Linked DNA regions of Homo sapiens: region 2 is linked to region 1. The links are chromatin loops, found by intact Hi-C in ENCODE. Cell type or tissue: GM12878. All regions are shown on one strand. Region 1 has its middle 69 kb from the start of CCEPR. Region 2 overlaps PHYHIPL (phytanoyl-CoA 2-hydroxylase interacting protein like).

Region 1 (2,500 bases):
AATTTTTATTTTTATCAAAACCATACAGGTATGGTATTTGAAAAGTACTAAGTAGCTTACACTAAAAAAGAACAGTTGCCCCCATATCCCCAGCAACATTAAATCTACTCTTTCAAGCAACTACTTTCAAATATCTGTTTCTTCTAGTATCTATCTCCATGTTTCTATATAACTTTATATTTAATGTTATTTAACTATGTCAATATGATTCACCGCTGGGCTAAGTCATGGTCTATAATTTTACTTTCTTTCTTGAATGTGTATTTTTTTTTTTGTTTTTCCTAAAGTTATTACGTCTTTTTAAAGAACTGGTTTTCTCTGTATTTACACCTACGTCTTTCTACATTCTATAGCTGCCAGCATTTCAATAGAATTGTCCACAAATATAACCTGTCAGATAATTTCTCATTTCCATTCTTTTTTCTTGAGACTTTCCTCCTAGAGTCAATTTAGGCCTCCTATTTTAAATTTTAAATGGATTCCTAAAAGTCACATTGATCCACTATCTAGGACCCATGGTTTTTTCTTTTTTTAATGGCCTGATTTCAAGATCAATTCCAAAGGATCCCTGAAAAAAACAATTATTCCATTTATGGTTTAGAGGTAGCCTAAAATAGAATATTGAACCAATTTACATATTACTCTTAATGGTGGCAACTGATATGTTCTCACAAATGGCAAAATCAAAACAACCTAATAGAACAACCTAAAAATGGTGATGAGCTCTCCTAATAAGAAAGCCAAAGGCCGAGATGTGAAAATGGAGAAGGCTTAAAAATTTGTGTTTTCCCCTCAAGTTCCATTGAGTTATCTGACAGTTGATTGTCATCTGATTTTGTCAATTCACTATAATTGAACAACATGTACAAGCAACAAGGAAAAATCAATTCGGTGACCATGAGAAAAAGAGAAATGAGTTGTAGACTCACTGGGAAAGTTTATAAAGCCTTCTCTGTAGGGTTTAGTTATTGCTTTTTGTTCTGAAACAGCAGCACTGAAGCACAAAAATGCAAGTAATTGGGGTCAATGTTCAGTCAGATCCCTCAAAAAAGGATCTCAAGCCAACCAGCATATGGTATGCAGTGTCCTCTGTTAGAATAAAACTTTGACTTCAAATAAACATGTGATGCCTCTAACTTTTCCACTGGGGAAAGTTAATGAGTTTTTTTTGACAAGTGTAGCAAAGATGTGATTTTCAGAAGTGAAAGTCTAAATACCTAAAACTCCTTGGGTAAAAAAAAAAAAATTATACTCTTGAAAGGAGACAAAATGCACATTAATTCAAATGCCTTTTTGTTTTTTTGTGTAAATCTCTTAGGGCCAATAGGGAAGAAACTGTGTCAAAATGGGCAGAAATGAGATTCCAGGATCTCACCAAGAGGAACACATAAATATTCAAGAATTGATTTCAATGTTTTGTGCAAAGGAGGTTGTAGGCTGCTGGACTGGGGATTAGGCTATTAGAACTTTGTCCAGATACTTATGGAGAAGTTCATCCTTTCTCACTGACCTAGGAAGAGACAAAAAATGGCAAAAGGGAGCACTGACTTTTCTGAGAAATGTTGACAACTGGCCTGAATGTCTGTTCCTCAGAGGTTGCCTGCTTGTTTTCTCAAGTCCAGTGTGCACTTGCAGACATAGCATGTTTAAAGGTATCACTTAACTTTCTAAGTGTCAGTTTCTTAAATGGAAAATAATAGCAGTACCTGTAAGAGCTGTTCTGAGAATTGAAACTTTACGTAAACAACAAATTGCATTCAGAAAGCTTTTGTAGAGTCTTGAAAATTCAGGCCACAAGCATATGAGTGTCTCCTATACTCCTGAAAGCAGCCCTCTATACTCCTGAAAACATGTCCCCAAGTTGATGTGAAAAAGTAAAAGCAGCCTTTATTGACTTCTGATCCTTCTAAATCTTCAGTTACCTCCCTCTTCTGCCATGGAACCCTTGGGCATTCCAGCCTTCATTGACTTCTCCCCCTTTAAATTTCTGCAGCTTTTAGTTTTACTCACTCAGGTACCCACACCTTACAGACTTTCGGCTATTTATATTTTTCTGGGTGGAAGTCTCTCCAATACGAAGTTGAAAATTCCTTAAGAACAAAGACAAGTTGTGGTTGTTTTTGTATCCTCTATGGTACTTAGCTAAATGTCATGCTCAGAGTATTTGTTCACCGCCTGTTGATTCTTGTTCAGTGGAACATCTCCTTCTATGTTGGTGTTTGTCAAACCTCACTGCACATTACATTCACCTGAGGTTATTTTGTAAGATACTGATGTCCAACCTCATCTCTCAAGATTCTAATTAAGTGGAACATGAATAAAACCTGGGCATTTATTTGTATGCCCAAAATGTTCCTTGGGTGATTCTAATAGACCACTGCCCCATGCCCTCTTTTAAGACAAGTTCTTCTGTAAAGCTGGGCAGAGAAATAAACATGGTGGGAAAGTTGAATAGGCTTCTCTTAGGTGCTAATTATTTGGAAATCTTAAAAGTTCCCTA
Region 2 (2,500 bases), 75 kb before region 1:
CTTTTTGCTTTATACTAATCTCTCAAAAATGTCTCCTTAGATTCAACAATCTCTTTACGGAGATAGCTCAAAAATCACTATTTCACAATCCTCTCTAAACTATTAAGTGGTTAGTTTTATATTGTACTGATTCTCACAGTATTATCATCAGACCTTGTATAGCCTTTGAGGAGTGAGAATGAAGAAAAAAAAAAGCCTCAAAAGAATATCAGTGGGTAATCTCATGGGGAAACACACTGAAACAATAATGACAAAGCAGTATATATAATATCATCCTGGTAAAACAATATCTATGAGAGAGATATGCCTCTAGAAAAGTGCTTAGGACATATTTGGATATTCACCAGCTCCTAAAATCTGAGATGTAAAAAATTAATGTCATCAGGATGTTTAAAAATTATTTTATTTCTCTTTTTCTCCTTTCCTGTCAATGATTCTTCAGATTTCCCAGACTTAAAATCCTGAAGTTACTCCTGATCACTTTCCATGTTGCCTGAAATTTCAATCATCATGAATTCCTCATGATTCTTTTTTGGTTTCTTATATACCATTTCCAGTCCCTACCCTTAACATATACAGAATATGCTGAAGCTTTCTACCTATTTTTTTCTGCTCAGACTGTCCTATTCTTCTATACATTTAAGTTGTCTCCAAACACTGATTTTACTCTCAAATGTATGTATATAAAATATAGTCTGCTCAAAGGACGGTTTAACTACTGTCCCAGCACTTTGGAAGGCCGAGGCGGGCAGATCACGAGGTCGGGAGTTCAAGACCAGCCTGGCCAACATGGTGAAACCCCATCTCTACTAAAAACACAAAAATTAGCTGGGTGTGGTGGCGGGTGCCTGTAATCCTAGCTACTTGGGAGGCTGAGGCAGGAGAGTCACGTGAAACCAGAAGGCGGAGGTTGCAGTGAGCCAAGACTGCGCCACTGCATTCCAGCCTGGGTGAAAGAGCGAAACTCCGTCTCAATAATAATAATGCTAATAATGAAATATTTTAAAGTTTAAAAAGGAGGTATAGGTTTTATAGTAAAAATAGAATTTAATTAATAAAGGATAAAAAGATTCACATACAGCAATATAACAGAAATGGAAAATAAATCCAAGAAGGAGGCACATTCTACAAGGCAAAACTTATATTATGCATTTACTAAAGAAAAGCAGAGAAGGAAAACCAGAAAGTAGAAGGATTTATGCTTGCTGCAATGAGTGACATAGCTGCTGTTATTATCGAGGCCCAGGATGAAATATAAAAGTAATCAGGAAAGTATACTCACATAAGTTAGAGGAAAAAGCAACATTGGGCCTAATTTAGGAAGAAATATCAGTAGAGATAAAACCAAGTAATTTGAATGTTGTCTAAATAGCATTCTATAGAGAGTGAATTTCTGACCGGGCCTACCTAGGCAACAAAGTAAGTTGCCAGCGTTAAACATACAACACATCAGTCATTCTACCACTGGAGGGAGTCTGGTCACATATCCTTTGATGTAACTTGCTCTAGTAACTTCCTGGTCTTCCCTGGGAATGAATTAGAACCCTACCAAGAATATGAATTGGTTTAATACAATCTGATGGTTTCCAAATTTTTTGTTTCTTTTAGTTTTTATTTTATTTTTGTTTTGTTTCATACTCACTAATATCTCTATAGTCATATTTGGGCCAAAGAAATTAATCTACATGCTACGTGTCCTAGTACATGTCTATCCTTGGAAAAAGTTAATAAAGAAAAACATTGTAAATTAAGAACAGAGAAGGGCTCTAAGGCAAATACCTAAACAAAGCAACCATCAAGGTTACAAGCCACATGAAAAATAGCAAATGACAGATTTGAACTAGAAACTGAAAACAATTTTTAGGGCTAAGGTGATAAAGATATTACTGATAGGATGGTAAAAGAGAAGTAAAAGATAAGAGTACTATAATTGTGATTTCAAAATTTACTATTCTTTAAAATTCAGAATTTACAGATTATAGTAATTACTCATGAAGTTGAAGTGATTTCCTATAACATGTAACTGAAATTAAGAAAAACGACAAGGACCTAGACACTGGCAAAAAAGAAATTTTAAAAAGCAGTGGTTCAATTCAAGAAGTTACGTGGACAATATTCCATTCAGAATAATAATTATTACTGTCTATTTTGTATTAATATCAACACTGGTAAATTCTATGAAAGTAATGCTTTACTTATTTAAACAATCCTACAGGATTGGTATTATACCCACTTTACATAAGAAAGCTTGAGGCTAAAACAAGTTAAGTAATTTAAGGTTACACGGCTTTCAAGAGCCAATATTCTAACAGGGGTGGTCTGATCTAAAATGGTATTATCACTATGCTACACTGCATGTCACTGAGACTGAGTAATGACTACCTTACATTCTTGTAATAAAGACTATTAAAGTTAACAGTTATGGGTACTCCTCTTAGATGTCTGCTTCAGAAAATGCCATTACGGATTATCTAACATCACTGTGCTATTAAGCATTTGT

Evidence for each region. Peaks named below come from ENCODE experiments on the same cell type or tissue, not always from the same donor. Only the 100,000 strongest peaks of a DNase experiment are listed, where the experiment ranks them.
Region 2: it touches region 1 in a loop (2.3-fold over the local background); 5 of 110 quality-filtered maps call a loop at or near these places.

The regions. Positions count from the first base shown.
Region 1 is chr10:59,105,828-59,108,327 of GRCh38, reverse strand. No RefSeq gene overlaps it. Among named protein-coding and RNA genes, the nearest start is that of CCEPR, 69 kb to the left of the region's middle. In GM12878, no CTCF peak of the experiment used is centred here; DNase peaks (open chromatin) are centred at 1,067 and 1,597.
Region 2 is chr10:59,180,834-59,183,333 of GRCh38, reverse strand. All of the region lies in intron 1 of PHYHIPL (phytanoyl-CoA 2-hydroxylase interacting protein like), which reads right to left. Among named protein-coding and RNA genes, the nearest start is that of PHYHIPL, 5.4 kb to the right of the region's middle. In GM12878, a CTCF peak has its summit at 1,465; a DNase peak (open chromatin) is centred at 1,473.